Regions from separate parts of the Homo sapiens genome. Here region 1 is linked to region 2. Evidence: chromatin loops called from intact Hi-C (ENCODE). Cell type or tissue: HCT116. All regions are shown on one strand.

Region 1 (8,000 bases), 520 kb after region 2:
TTGTTGTTGTATTTTTTGTACAGATGGGGTCTCACTATGTTTCCCAGGCTAGTCTCGAACTTCTAGACTCAAGTGATCCTTCCAAATTGGCTTCCCAAACTGTTGGGATTACAGGTGTGAGCCACAGCGCCTGGTCAGATGAACCTATTTAGAGGAGGCCAGTCACTGGCCACTTCATTCTCTTTGTGCTGTCAGTGCCAGGAGTAGAATACATTCTATGTGTCCCTTCTGAACGAATTAAAGGAGGAAATGGGAAAAGTAATCTGGCTATGGGATCTGAAGGGGATTTCAGAAATGGACTTTGACCAATATCTGAGTTCCACCTGCTCAGTGGACCCAAAGGAAGTGTGAATTTGGGGACTCAAGTTCATCTGTCTTGGCTTCGGGTCAGTTCTTCCAAAGTTTTCATCTCCTAGATATTTTCTTGGACCACTTGTCAGCCACATTTTCTACAAGTAGTGTTCTCGGCTTTGATGCTTTCCTTTCATTTCAGTACCTTTCACCCCTTCTCCCTCTGTGGCAGAGCAAGAGCCTTTTCCACTCTGCAGACCCATAGCTGCAACTGCAGCTGCCCTGGGAACCTTGCTCAGCCATCACTGCAATGCACAGGGGACGCCAGACCGTGACACCTGACCTCTTTCTCCGACTAAGCACCAGTCCTCTATCTTCTCTGATTTAAGCAAGAAACAGCATAGAACTGTGGAAAGGGTGTGTAATTCAGAGTTTGACCAAACTAGTTCCTAAAATGTTAACTCGAGGTGCTGATAGATGTGTTCATTAATTTGTGGTGATCAGTACACAACATATACCAAATCATCACGCTGTACACCTTGAACATATAAAATTTTAATTCGCCAATTAAGTATTTTCAATAAAAATAATATAACCCCTTTTTAAAAATGAAAATAAAAGTAAATGACACATTTAAATTTGCTTCCAAAAAAAAAAATACAAAAGAAGCCCTGCCTCATAACATGGGAGTGATCTTGGGCAAGAAATTTAACTTTTCAGGGCCTTGGCGTCCTCATCCACAGAGTGGGGATGTGCCTGTAGTTGTACACACATGTGTGTGCATGCACGGGTACACACACACACACACACACACTTCACATAGTTCCCCTTCTTATCTACCCTTTGATTTTAGCTTAAATCTTATCTGCTTCATCTAAAGTAGATTTCCTCCTTCAGTCTCAACCCTGTATGAGTTTTCTTCATAGCACTTACCACAATGTATAATTCATTGATTTATATATCTTTTATGTTGTCTTCCCCATGACAGTGCAGATAGGAGGTACAGCTATGTGTCACTACTGTATCTCAGACATTGAAATAGTGGATAGTATGTAATCATATGTACTACGAAAGTATATACAAAGTAGAAGTAGCTATACTTATACTATTATAAGTATATACTTATTCATTATAATTATGAATCATTTTAAAAGGTTAACAGTTGGTATATAATTATATTACTATTAATGCTCTCATTATTTTTATGAACAGTGGGGAAATTACTGGGAAGAAGGAAAAAGAAAGTCTCTGGGCAAGAAGGTCCCTTTTTGTTGGTTAATGGGGAAGGGTAATGCAGATTCGCAAAGGTCAGACTGGTCTCTGGTCCTGGCCAAGAGACTCTTAGCTTCCAATGAGAGGTGGCATGTGTTTCAGAGGTTGTCGTTTATGACTGGACCCCGAGTTTCAGAAGTTAAAGTGTCTTAGAAATCTCTTCCATTTCAGCCTACTCATGTAGTTTCAATTTATTTTAGTAATGAATTCAGTTGGCATTTTCCCTCTGGAACCCTGGTATTAAAACAAACGTGACAGAGACTCCACTTGCAGGTACAATAGCGTGGGAACAAAATGAACTTCGATGTACAATATGACTCCCAATATTGGTTCAGCCACAGCGTGACAGTTCCAATGAGTAAGAGCAATGGGAATCTCGTTAAGCCTTACAGTTTAGCACCAGCCTTCAGGAGAGGAGAAATCGTGTCTGATCGTACTGTCCTGTTAGCCTTGTAAATGTGCAGGAGAGAGGAATTGGGAAGCGAGGGGTGAGGGCGGGGGGTAGAATATATAAATCAAGAGATCAGCAATATTTATCCCAACTTTTTGATTGTTTTCTGATGGATCTGAAGAAAGACTAATTGATTAAAAAGGATTTATAAGAGAAGTAAAATGAGGTCATGGTCAGAAGGCTCAGACAGGTGGTGAGAGAATTGTTACTAGTCAGTAATCATTCTATTATTGAGCATCTACTATGTGCCAGGCACTATTCTAGGCATTGATGAAGAAGCCAAAGTCCATGCTTATATTCTGGCGAGAGGAGACAGACCACAACCAAACAAGCAAGCTAATGGATACCTTCTGTAAAGAATATAAAACAGGGTAACATTACAGGCAGTTACACTGAGGGGGGCAATAGAGACTGCTTTAGTTTGATGGTCAGGAAAGTCTTCTCTGAAAGTGTGACATGTGAGTGATAACTGGATACTTGGATAGAGGCAACTGCAGAGAGATGGAAGTTAATAGCATCTCAGCTGAGAAACAGAATGAGCAGAAGCTGAAAATAGACGAATCCTTCTAAATACAAAAATACAAATAATTACCACTTCTACATTCTTTACTATTTACTAGTGATGTTTATTATTTACCAGCTAAGTGCTTGGGACAAGTTATTTGATCATTCTAACTCAACAGCTATAATATGGCAGTAGTAATGACTGCGCGCCTCATAGCCTGTTATGAATTACATATAATAGCAATAAATGCCAATAGTTGTTGAGTATGATGTGCTGTGTACTATGTTAAGTGCTTCACATATAATAGCTCATTTATTTTTTTGATAATGTCCTTAATAAGACAAGAAGTGTTATCATCCCCATTTTGTGGATGAGGTGATTGAGTACAGAGAGGATGAATAATTTGCTTAAGCTCACCCAGCAAATGAGTGGCAGAGATGGGATTTGAACCCAGATCTTCTTCCAAAGTCCTCAACCTTAACCCGCATCTTCCAGATGCAGAAGTCTTGGGTCAGTGCCCATCAGTTACCTAGCCCGGTGCCTGCAGTGGTAGCCCTCAATGCTTTTAGCTCTGTCATTACTACGTACATTGCCTTTCTTCTACCTCCCAGCAGCCTTGAGTAATCTTGGAATCTGCATTTTAGAATGTGACATTCAGAAGTCAATGATTGCCAAAGAACTGGAGCTGGAAGCCAGATCTTCTGATTCCAAATCCCCAGGGTCCTTTTCCTACAGTGAGCATCCCTGGAGTTTTTGCTTATTATAATTGAGCATATTTTGAAAGGAATCCTCAGAAATACACACTGAATTTGCTTCAGTAGATCCAGCTGTTTGCAAAACAATAGGTCCAATTTTCTTCCTTAATACTGCTTCTATTAACATTTAAAAGATCCCTCCATATTCATAGTTCCTATTTTAAGCCAGAAATAAAATTGTCAGAGCCTTTCAGTATTCATCAGCTGATGAAACCCACCAGGATTCTGAATCAACACCTCATCTGCCACCTGTCAGCCCCAGCATCACTCTCTTTGCCTGCCTTGCTCCTCCTTGTGTACATCCTAGGAATTTCCAGATTTTCTTGAGGCTTCATAGGTAGGACTCTTTGTTCCTGGGGAGTTTGCTTTTATTTTCTTGTACATGGTCATTCCTGTTCTCTTGGATTCCTAGAGCTGAACTTTAAACTTGAAAACTGTTTTTTAAAAATAGTCTTTTTGGTTAGGATTGTCGGAATTTAGAATCGACTTCTGAGATTGGAGGACAGTGCATCTCATCTCATTGTCTTACAAGGCAATTACAGTTGGAAATAGGACAAAGAAGACATGACATTGGGGAGGTAAAACAGCTAGAGCATCTTCCTCATAGAACTGGTAAGGCTGGAGCTTCCTCTGATCTTTCTCTGAGGTTGGTGCAGACTTACAGCTGCAGTCCAGACCTTTTCTTTTAATGTGAGACTCTGATATTCAACCACCTACTCCGTGTCTCCACTTAGAAGTCTAGCAGGCACCTCAAATCTAACATGATAGAAACAAACACCGGAACTTCATCCTTAAATTTGCTCCTGTCTGTCTTCCCCACATCTGCTAATAACAACTCTATCCTTTGAGGCACTCAAGCAAAAATGTTGCTCAAGTAAAAAATGCCTAGCTCCTCCACCACTCTGTCCCCAATACCTATTCTTCTTCCCCAACACTTCTCTCTTTCTTCCAGGACCCCGTGTCGGATTCACCAGGAACTCCTATTGGCTTTTACCTTCAAAACAGATCCAGAGGCTGACCATCTCTCCCACCACAGGCCGAGTCACCACCCTCTCTCTTGGTTTCTGTGGTCTCCCTTCTTTATACTCGATGTGGCAGCCAGAGCGATCATTTTATTATTATTATTACTTTTTTTTTTTTGAGAGGGAGTCTCACTCCATCGCTCAGACTGGAGTGCAGTGGCACGATCTCAGCTCACTGCAACCTCCGCCTCCTGGGTTCCAGCGATTCTCCTGCTTTGGCCTCCCAAGCAGCTGGGCTTACAGTTGCCCGCCACCATGCCTGGCTAATTTTTGTATTTTTAGTAGAGATGGGGTTTCCCCATGTTGGCCAGGCTGGTCTCAAACTCCTGACCTCAAAAGATCCTCCTGCCTTGGCCTCCCAAAGTGCTGGGATTACAGGTGTGAACCACTGCATTCCGCCAGGGCAATCGTTTTAAATCTGCATCAGTACATGCCCCTCCTCTGCTCAAAACTCCCCAATAGCTTCTGTCTCTCAGGATGAAAGGCAAATTCTTAAAAAGGCTTCCAAGATCCCCACCTTCCCCTATTATCACTCTAATCTCATCTGACCTACCCCCTGTCCTCTATGCCTTAGCCACCCCGGCCTCCTTGCTGCTCCACGGACCTTCCAGGCACGGTCCTGCCTTGGCAACAGAAGTTCCCTTTGCTGGAAAGCTTTTCCTCTCCACAAGGCTGACCCCCTCACCAACTGCAAGTCCCTTCTCAGCCAAGCCTCCCATGATAACTTTATATAAAATTGCAAACTTGCTTCCATGTTCCCTCCCCTGTTTCATTTCGGATCACTATCTTGCATACTATACATTTAACTCACTGATTTTGTTTATTGTCTGTCCCCCACAACTTCAACTAAAATGTAAGCTCCATGAGGGAAGGAACTTTTGTCTATTTTTGCACTCTATTTCCAGTGCCCGGAAGAGTAGCTGGCAGCTGGCAGACACTGAAACATATTTATTAGGTGAGTGAATGACTGTTTAGGGATTAACACAGTGCCCAACTCTATCTAATCAGGAATCATTCCATGACAAAAAGGCAGAAAAGCAATTCAAGCCAGAAAGGAATGTGATTGGATTACTTCCAGTGCTGTTGGAAATTCAGGGAAATGTTATTTTCAGGGCAGCTCTATCCAGGAACTCAAATGAAGCCATCAGTCAGGGACTTCCTTTCTCTGCTGTCTCTAATTTCTTTCCTGTTAGCTTCATTCTCAGGCAGGTTTTTATTGTCCCCATCAACTTCAGACATACATGCTATCGGATAAGCAATGCCAGTGAGGGAAGATAAGCACCCCCCTTTTTTTTTTTAACATTTTCCCCTAAAGTCCAAGGACACCATCTCACTGGCCTGGCTCAAGTCAGGTGCCCATCCCTGGACCAATCCCTGTGATGCAGAGGAATGAAATACTCCCCTTGGCCAGTCGAATCATCTGATCATCCCCAGAGGAGAGTGAGAGAGTGGGGGTATCAGGCCCACCCACACTCCACAGACTGAGAAGGGAAGGAGGGGTGCCTCTGTAGGGAGAAACATACATAGGTGCCATTACCAGGCTCATCCTGCATTACCAACAGAGTGATTTCTGTAAAATATGGTTATGATCTTGTGACTATTATGCCCCAGAATCCTCAATGGCTCCCGATTAAAATAAATGCTGAAATTCTTGGTCTGGCATTCAAAACTCATCATAATGTAGCCCCAATCTATTCCTCTGGTTTTCTCTCTCACCAAGCACTCCCACATTCTCTTTGCTATGGAAACGCTGGACCATGTGCTATTCTTGGACCACTATTTGTTCATTCATTTATTTATTTATTCATACATCTATAACACTTATTAAGCACTTACTATATGCCTCCCAGCCTTTGTTCATTTAGTGACTGCTCTCCTGAATGCATTTTGCCTCCTCTATGCATATAAAAGCCAACACACTCTTTATGTCTCAGGTTAAGTGCCACATTCTTGAAGATGTCCTCATTCCTCTCCTACCCCGTCCATGCAACTCGGAATTATTTATTCCCTCCATCTCTCTCCATAATACTTTATTTCCTCTCTTGAAGCAGCATTTTTGAAGGTGCCTTGGTTTAATGTTATATATGTAAATACCAATTTCCTCTATTGGACTCTAAATTCTTTGAGGGCTTAGGCATCCCCTCTACACCATACAGGCAGTTAAAATATATTGTGTACATAGTACATCTCTAATAAAAATGAATGAATAACAAACCAAATTGCCTTAAACTTACAGTTTCTCTCTTCGTCACTGTGGTATGTTTATTTGTATAGCACACATTTGGATTTATAAAGTGTTTTCAGGCCTTACATGTTATTTACTTTTCAGAACAGTATTACTGGGTATTATCTCTATTTTAAGGATAAAGAAACAGAATCTCTGATAAGCTAGGCAACTTTTGGGCTGCATAGCTGATAAGTGGTAAGGATAAGAATTGAATTCAGATCCAATATTGACTCTATATCAGTCAAGGGTATTTTGGTGACTGTGTAAGTACAAAAAGTAATTTATTGGTTGATTGGTGGTAGTCAAAGAACCATGCTTTTTGGTAATCACTCTCTTGGGTCGTTCCCTCCCTCAGTGGCTCTGAGCATGGATGTGTGACTTGTTTTGACCAGTAGGACTTTAGCCAGCATGATGTAAGCAGAAGCTGGATAAGTCACGGTGCATGCGGACTTGCTTGTTTGGACTGCTTCCTTTTGGACCTAGCTGTTACACCCTAAAAAGCCCAAGCCACGGAGGGGAGAAGAACCATGCGCCCTTCAAGAGCCCCAGTTAAGTCCTCAGCTGCTACCAGCACCAACAGAGCATGTGAGGCTCATCCCATCTGGAGGCAACTGGTCCAGCCTCTAGATGGCTGAAACTCCAGCTGCAGAACCATGAGAGGGAATACAATGATTGTCATTTAAAGTCATTAGGTTTTAGAGCAGTGTGATACTCAAAAATAGGTAACAGAAACATCAGGCCAGCATCTGACTTACTCTGTCCAACCCCGAACCAATCACTGTGGCTGTGACTGTGGGGTCTTCTGGCTCCTGCCAGGACCACACGGAGCAGGGGAAGAGATTCTCAAGGAAGGGGTATGAGGATTTGTGTGTGACAAATAAAACTGGTGGCTCCAGAGCCAAGTCCAGGCTGCAGGAAGGCAACCTACCTCCTCAGTGGGTTAGGAAGGTGTTCATCTCATTAAGGAACCGTAGATTGTCAGAGGTTAAAAACTTCAAGTCCAAGTCTTTCATTTTACAGATAGTAAAATTAAGGCCTAGGGAAAACCATTTCCAGGGGCAAGATCCCATCAACCATCAGGCCAGATCCGGGTTACTGTGGGCCCTACTCTGGATCTACCATCCCATGTTTCCTCAGCGATGCTGGTTCTCAGGAGAGGGTGGAGGTGGGGTGTGAGGATGTACGTGTGTGAACATTTGTGTGTTTCCTAGTGTCTGCCCTGGGGTGGGATTGAGGATCCTTGGCGTGAGGGATGTCATCCTCCCAGAGCTCTGTTTTCACTCCCTTCTGGGCAGAGATCCACATTCACACACAAATCTGGGGTTAGTCAGACCCCACTCAGCTCCAGTTAGGAGTCCTCCTCAGCCTTTCCCGACACAACTGATTGTTAAACCACTTCAGGGCATGTCTCTAAAGTGTTGTGAAATTTTCATCAGAGAGGAGTATTTACAGTCAACATTTGGGACCTCAGGCTTCA
Region 2 (8,000 bases):
AACTCTTGATGATTAAATTTTCACTCTAAAATTTACATAAAGAACTGCCAGACATAACTTTAGGGCAAGCACAGTGGTTCATGCCTGTAATCCCAGCACTTTGGGAGGCCGAGGTGGGTGAATCACTTGAGCCCAGGAGTTTCAGACCAGCCGGGACAACATGGTGAAACCCCATCGCTACAAAAAATACAAAAATTAGCCTGGCATGTGGCACGCGCCTGGGGTCCCAGCTATTTCTTGGGAGGCTGAGTTGGGAGGATCAATTAAGCCTAGGAGGTTGAGGCTGCAGTGAGTCGTGATCATGCCACTGTACTCCAGCATGGGCGACAGAGTGAGACCCTGTTTCAAAAAAAAAGAAAAGAAACCACTTTAGGAAACCAAAAAGAATTAATCCCCAAAATTAAAACAACGTTATGTAATATAAAAATTGATTCAAAAATATATTGGTGTTTATTATTTATTAAGGCTAATTATTATGTTGAGTTTATTGGAATTTATTGGGGTTATTGGTGTTTGTTCCTGAAATTGCTCTCTCAATGAGCAGGCAATAATTTTGCATAATTTTTATTCAATGTCAAAATGTCATTAGGATCCAAAGGATAGGGGTCAGGATGGGATTATGGATCAAGATGTGTGTGTGTGCACATGTATGTGTGGTGTGTGTGGAAGAAAAGTTAAGAGCGAGCAAAAGGCAGAGTGGCCCCAGAAGTGGAGCAGCATGCAGGATATGCCCATACTATTAGGAGCCTCAGTTTATCCTGGTTGATGTGCCAGAGCCGAGCGGCATACAGGCTTCAGGATCATGCCAACCTGCATTTAAAAAGGTCACAGGCTATGTCGCCCTGCAAAGGTCCCCACCTCCCCAGCCTCAGCCTCTTGATCTCAACATGAGAATCATAGTAGTACTCACCTCAACAGGTTATCAGGAGGACCACAAGAGCTAATGCCCTTGGCAGGTACCTGGCATGCAATCAGCCTTCAATATTGATATTGGCCACAATTATTTACTATTGTTTTACTTTTTAAGTGTGGATGTGCTCTCAGAAGAAGTTACTCACCTAGCTGCCTGTCCTAGATGTGTAACTTCTTCTGGATGGGGTCTTCATATCATGTTTCTTTGCCCCCAGCCTGGTTTCCAGAATCCCAGCACAATGTCATGTTTATTATAGGATACCAGCGATTTTTAGCTGAATGTTGACTGGACATGAAAGAGAGAGAAAAAAAATAAAGGGAGAGAAAGAAAGAGGTTGGGGGGTCAGGGCTGTGAGACATATGGGGTGCATCAAAGGATTGCTAGACAGATGGTAAGCAGGGGAGCAGCTCAAGGCAGAGAGAACACCTGGGCTATGTACTAATTAGCTGACAGGTGGGTCAAGGATTGGAAAAAGTAGGAAACAGTATGTTGTTTATTCCCCGGAATCAGAGGCTGCCTGAGGCCAGGTTCACTAATGCCCCTACTCCTCCTGGCTAAGTTCTACAAGTTCAGAATACATTCCACTTCACCTTGAAGAAGCCCTGGGCCACGGGACGGAAGCTTTGCTGACAGGTTTCATAACTGGGCCTTTCACTTAAGGTTCTGAGCCACTTTGGCCTCAGCCAGCACTGCACTTCCTCCAGTCATATCTTCCCCGAAACTAAAATACAGCTTGGAAAGACAGTCTGGTGCCCTCACCGTCGCTGTGGCTTCCTCAAGCCATGACATGCTCTTTTATGAGCCTGCGGGGCTGTAATTCTCATCACCTGACATTTATGGGAGGCTTCGTATTAGCAAACGGCTTTATGGCCATTTTTATGAGGGATGCCTCTCTGAACCCTGTCAGGTGTAATCACCCAGACTAGGCAGGAGGAGAGAGCATGGTGGGCAGGCAAATGGCCCTGGCCCACTGGCCAGCAAAGAGCCAGGGATGGAGCCTGCAGGTGCCACTGCTCTTCAAACGTGTGTCATAGCTGATTTTCTTGTCCTCACAGCCTTGGCAGCTCTCTCCGTGTCACTGTCCTCCACATCCAACCCACCAGAGGGTCCTGAAGGTGAGACCACCAAAGCCACCTCATATCCATTCATTTCTGTCCATCTTCCCAGCTTGACTCCCACACAGCACCACCTGGCTCTGTCTCCTCCTCTTGCCCCGCTGCCCTACTGTCCATCATCCACACAGAAGACAAAATAATCCTCTAGATGATTTTTGTTTTGTTTTGAGATGGAGTCTCGCTCTGTCAGTCAGCTTGGAGTGCAGTGGTGCGATCTTGGCTCACTGCAACCTCCGCCTCCGAGGTGCAAGCAATCTTCGTGTTTCAGCCTCTGGATCAACTGAGACTACAGGTGCGTGGCACCACGCTCAGCTAGTTTTTGTATTTTTAGTAAAGACAGGGTTTCACCATGTTGTCCGGGCAGGTCTTGAACTCCTGACCCCAAGTGATCCACGCACCTCGGCCTCCCAAAATGCTGGGATTACAGGCGTGAGCCACTGCGCCCGGCTTCTCTAGATGTTAATATAGTTATTTAATGTATGCACTTTTTAAACTTTCTGATATTTCTGGGAAAAAAAAATCTTTATTGATACCCTGTAGCGAGTATGTACTATTAAAAAAAATAGTCCTTGAAAGACAAAAATAGCAAATGCTCAATAGCTTCCTCTTCTGAATAAAATGTATCCCAAACAAAATCCCAGCTCCTGGGCAAAATACTGGGACCCTCTGTGAACTGGTACTTGCCCACTTCTCTGGCCTCTCCACACAGCCCTCTGCTCCTGCACGGAGTTCAAGGACCCAGGGAGCACTTTTCTGTCTCTGGAGTTTACACCCACTTCTCTCTCTGCATGAAAAGCTCTTGGCCTCTCCTGGCACAGCTGGCGTTGTCACAACCTTCCATTCTTAAATTGCCTGCCATCCCCCTGTACCCCGTCTCCCCCACCCACACATCTCCACATTAGCCTGTTAACGTTCAGAGCACTTTCAACAACCTTAAAATGTTTCCTGTTTGTTGACATACAAAATTGGTTTCCTTTGGCAGATTGTAAGTTTCATGAGAACAAGCACCTGCTCTGTAATTTTTGCTACTGTACTCAATGCTTTGCACATCACCTGCACCAAGTATAAGCTGAGTAAATAGGTGTTGAAAAAGTAAATGAAAAAATGGAATGGTAATTGAAAAACCTCTCTCCTCTCAAACCACACGTTAGTCTTCATTTTCATCAGTAGAGGGCAGCAAAGACTTTGCATTATCTAACTTTTCTGGCGTTTCTGCCAGAAAACTTATTCTCCTTTGCCCAGTAGTAGACTCTGGTTGTCAGGAGTTTTAGGAAAATACTCAGCCTTACAAACTCTTCCCTCTCCTTATTTCTGGAGTTGTCTTCACTCTGAATTATTTACAGGTGTTTTTGTTTTTCTAAGATTTCAGGCTGACAATGTTCCTTAAGAAATGAAAGCACATGTATCTACTAAACCAAAAAAGAAACCCCAGTGGCCTGGAGCCTGTACCTGCCTGCCCGACGAATTACTGGGGGGAAAGATGCTTATATCATATCCTACAGCTGTTTAGGACTTAAGGCTCGGCAGCTCTCCCTTATGGTGTGTAGGAGGGGCAGGTACCAGAGAAGCAGCTGCTACTTGTGTTGTGAGCACTTGCAAGAGCAAGTTGTGCGTGGGTTTATGGTTCTGTCTTCTATTTGCATCTGTTTCTGCTTATTCCATCTTCTGTTCTACACACCCCTACCTTCCACTCCCCAAGGCAAGAATTTCACCATTCCCTGCCTTTGTGCGCTCCCATGGTGGCTTCACCCAGAGTACACCCTGAACCTGGGTAATCAGAAGTAGAATCAGTGTCCACCCTGTTTTAGAATGGTATTTTCACTCACCTTCTGTCCAGCAAATATTTAAGAGTCCTCCTACATATTAGGCATGGGTTTGTGCTCTGTGAATACCGATGCTCCATTTGGTGGAAAGGCCCATTACAGGATCAAAAGGGGAGCATGATTTCTCAACCTCAGTACTATTGAGATTTTGGACAAAGTAATTTTCTGTCATAGGAGCATTCTAGGATGTTTCGCAACACCCCGGCCTCTACCCATTAGATGGAAGTAGCATCCACCCCCCAAGCTGTAATAACCAAAAATGCCTCCAGACATTGCCAAAAGTGGGGGTGGGGAGGAATTCCTACCCCCAACCTTGAGAACCAGTACTTTAAGGGGATCATAGTGGATGCCGTTGGGATATCTTTGCGGCCTTACATCAGTGACCCCTTTCTCCTAATACTCCTCCTCCTTACCCACTATTTATCTGTTGTGACCTGAAGCCCATGGACTTGACAGATTGGACATCTGACCCAACTTAGGCTTCTCAGCTTCTCTCCTCTGGGAATTTGAAAGTAGGACCGAGGGACTGTCTACCACATGGGCTCTCAGCAGCGTCAAAACTTTAATGAGAATTCAGGAGATGTGGGTGGATGTATGATAATAACATTGGAGACCAGATGCGAAGATATTTGCTTATCTACTGCAGAGATAAGAATAAAATGCTCAGTAGAGAAACACAGAGACAAGAGTCAAAGAGAAGCCACCTGGTGCTAGCACTTTCTAAGGCCTGGCTACACTTCCTACAATTCTTGCCTTAGATAGTAAGACATTCCTGAACATTTTAAACTAATTCCTCTTTGATGCCAGGGCAGTATTTTGTTCTGTTACTGGCCAATAAGGAGTTCTGACTAGTCCATTCTATGTGGCCTGGAACTGAAATCTTAACCAGAAAACATCAGGGATCCAGGCAGCTGGGGGAGCCATTTCTAACCCTAAGGGCAGCTTCACTGACTCAGACCATGTGCTCTATTTCACTTTCCCTACCAAATGGCTTTCTCACCCTCTATCACTACAGGGATAGAGATGGTGTTTTCTTTTGTCTTAACCTTGGCTTATCCATGGCTCATGTCCTCAACTTCTTGTCCATTCACCATCAGCTGGACTGCTAACAGCACACACAAGTTGCGTTTCTAGGCTTAGTTTCCTGAGCGGGGGGAGTCTGGTTGGCTCCTGTGGCCAACACCGCTGGCTGCCCACTCAGCAACCACCCTCCTCATCAGGTTTGTTCAGGTGAACAACCTCAGGTGGTGAATACATCATTGGTTTGTAAGAGCGCTGAGAGGTAAGGGAACTTTTGCGGGGCTGGGGGGCGGATTATGGGAAAGAGTGTTATCCCTGATACGAGACGGGGAGGCCTGAGAGGGAGCTGGCCCACCCGCTTCCTGCCTGCTTTGGATGTCACATGAGGACATGATGCATGACGCGGTTGTACCTATCATGCACCCATGAGGCAAAGCCAAGAGAACGACAGAGAAACTGACAGAAGAGGGCGTCAACATCCTTGAGCTGACAAACTGACCAGCCCTCGAGCCACTTACCTTCAGACTTCTTGTTACATGAGGTATCCTTAAGGTTTAAGCTACTTTGACTCGGGTGTCCTGTTACTTGAAGCCAAGAGGATCCTGACCAATATAGAATAGCTCATCTTTTCAGGCCATGTGGCTTAGGTCCTAGGTCTCTAGCTGTGAATCTGTAGGTTGACTGCCTTGGGGCCAGGCATCCACCGGCAGCCCACATGTTTATGCCTCCCTAACTCCCAACCTTTTATTTTGAAAATGTTTAAACCTACAGAAAAGTTTAAAAAGAAAATACAATGAACTCTCAAATATCCTTCACCTGCAATCACCCATTGTTAACATTTCACTACTCTTGTTTATTGTACATAACTCCATATACGTATATGGGTGTTTTTCATAGACAGATAGATAGATAGTGGGGTTTGGGGGCTGAAAATTGGAAAGTACATTAAAAACTTTATGAAGCTTCACTCCATAGTACTTTGGCATTTACCTCCAAAGAAACAAGGACATTTTCCTGTATAACCAAATTGTCAATCTAATAGATTCAACATTGAGGTATTATCTAATATTTTAAAAGTCTTATTAAATATATATAGCTTTTCCCCCAGTACCACCCTTTGAAGCTTTACTTGTTTTGTTTTGTCTTAGTTTTGCCTTTGTTTTTGTTTTTATCCGGGATTCATCAAGAATCACATGCTGTTTTAGCTGTCACGTCTCTATAGTCTATTTTAGAACAGTTCTCTTGACATTTGCGGGGAAATGGGGAGAGGGCCTTCAGGTCAGTTCTTTTATAGAATGTCCCACAATTTGGATTATCTGGATATTTCTTCAGAATTAGATTTAGTTAAAGACTTTTAGCAAAAACTTCTACAGAAGTGATGTTGGGTCCCTCTCAGTGTTCATAACAAGAGGCATATGATATCACTGTGCCCTGTTATAGGTGATGCTAAATTTAATCCTCTGATTAAGGTGTTGCCTGCTAGAATTCTTCACTGTAAAGGTATATTTCCCCACTTTATAATTAATAAGTAATCTCTGGGATGGTACATGGAGGATATGAAAATATCTTGTTCCTCCACAACTTTTACCATGTTCTAGCATTCATTAATAAACTTTGACTGAATCAATTATAATGTTGGTGATTGCAAAAATCACAATTTTTCTAATCCTATCATTTCTTCCACATTTACAAGCTGGCATTCTGCTGTTTAAGCAAATGCTCTCCTCTCATACTCACCTTTTAATGTTCTTGAGTATCACTGTCAACTAGGAAAAATCATTACCATCGGTTTTCTTTTCAATTCTCAATTTGTCCCAAATTAGGCCAACGGGAGCCCCTTCCAGTTGGTCTCTGTGTCCTTCTGACATATGCCTGTTGGTTTTGAGTGCTTCTTTACTTATTTCACGATTCTGTAGCAGAGGAGGTCCCAGGCTCATCTTGCACTTTCTTTGCTCCAGACATTGAATCAGCCATTTCTCCAAGGAGATTCAGTTTCTTTTAGTGGAAACCTTCAGTTCTTAGAAAAAAAAATGAGTAGGAAGAGTGCTCTTGCTATTGGAGTCTCATTGCCTCTAGGCCCTTTCAGTAGACAGAGCCAGAAAGTATATTTTATTTAAAATCATTAATTTATCTGAATCCCCCAACTCCAATCCAATACCAGCAGTTCTTCCTCTTGTCCTCCCAGTCCATATTTTTATCTTTTTCATTTTTTTGAGACAAGGTCTTGCTCTGTTGCCTGGGTTGGAGTCCCATGGCAATATCATAACTCACTGCAGTCTCAACCTCCCAGACTCCAGCAATCCTCCTGCCTCAGCCTCCCAAGTAGCTGGGACTACAGGTACATACCACCTTACCCAGCTAATTTTTTTTTTTTTTATAGATGGGGTCTTGCTTTGTTGCCCAGGCTGGTCTCGAATCCCTGGACTCAAGTGATCCCACCTTGACCTCCCAAAGGGCTGGGGTTACAGGCGTGAGCCACTGCGCCCAGCCCATATTTTTACCTCTCTTTTCTCAAAGGAAGAATGCTGGTTTTCATGAACATCACTATATTTACTCTTCTGCTCTCTTCTATAATACTCAATAATATTAGACTTACTACATCAACACCACTACCAACAACAAACCTAACAAAGTTCAAGATTACAGTTTTAAAAAATGTCCTTAGAATGTAGCCCACTTAAAAGTAGAAGTCTGTTTAAAAGCCTTTAAACCTTGAAATAGGTTCGTTTGTTTCTTTTTAAATTCAACATTAGGGTTTTCCTATCCTTATTGATTATATATATATACTTTTTTTTTCTTTGAGACAGAGTTTAACTCTTTCATCCAGGCTAGAGTGCAATGGTGTGATCTCTGCTCACTGCAACCTCCGCCCCCTGGGTTCAAGTGATTCTCCTGCCTCAGCCTCCCGAGTAGCTGGGATTACAGTCCAAGTCTGAAGATCTAAGAACTAGGGAAGCCAGTTGTGAAAATCCCAGTCCGAGGGCAGAAGACAGATGTTCCAGCTCAAGCAGGCAGGCAGGAAGCAAAAAAGGGCCAAATTCCTTCTTTTAGACAGTCTCGCTCTGTCACTCAGGCTGGGGTGCAATGGCGCAATCTTGGCTCACTGCTACCTCCACCTCCTGGATTCAA

What was found. Peaks named below come from ENCODE experiments on the same cell type or tissue, not always from the same donor. Only the 100,000 strongest peaks of a DNase experiment are listed, where the experiment ranks them.
Region 1: a loop joins it to region 2, with 20 times the contacts of the local background. A loop is called at or near these places in 2 of 110 quality-filtered maps.

The regions. Positions count from the first base shown.
Region 1 is chr5:145,903,943-145,911,942 of GRCh38, reverse strand. It overlaps a transcript of GRXCR2 not described here. Among named protein-coding and RNA genes, the nearest start is that of SH3RF2, 29 kb to the left of the region's middle. In HCT116, a CTCF peak has its summit at 3,550; a DNase peak (open chromatin) is centred at 3,562.
Region 2 is chr5:146,422,547-146,430,546 of GRCh38, reverse strand. No RefSeq gene overlaps it. Among named protein-coding and RNA genes, the nearest start is that of TCERG1, 21 kb to the left of the region's middle. In HCT116, a CTCF peak has its summit at 3,191 (motif pointing right); a DNase peak (open chromatin) is centred at 3,226.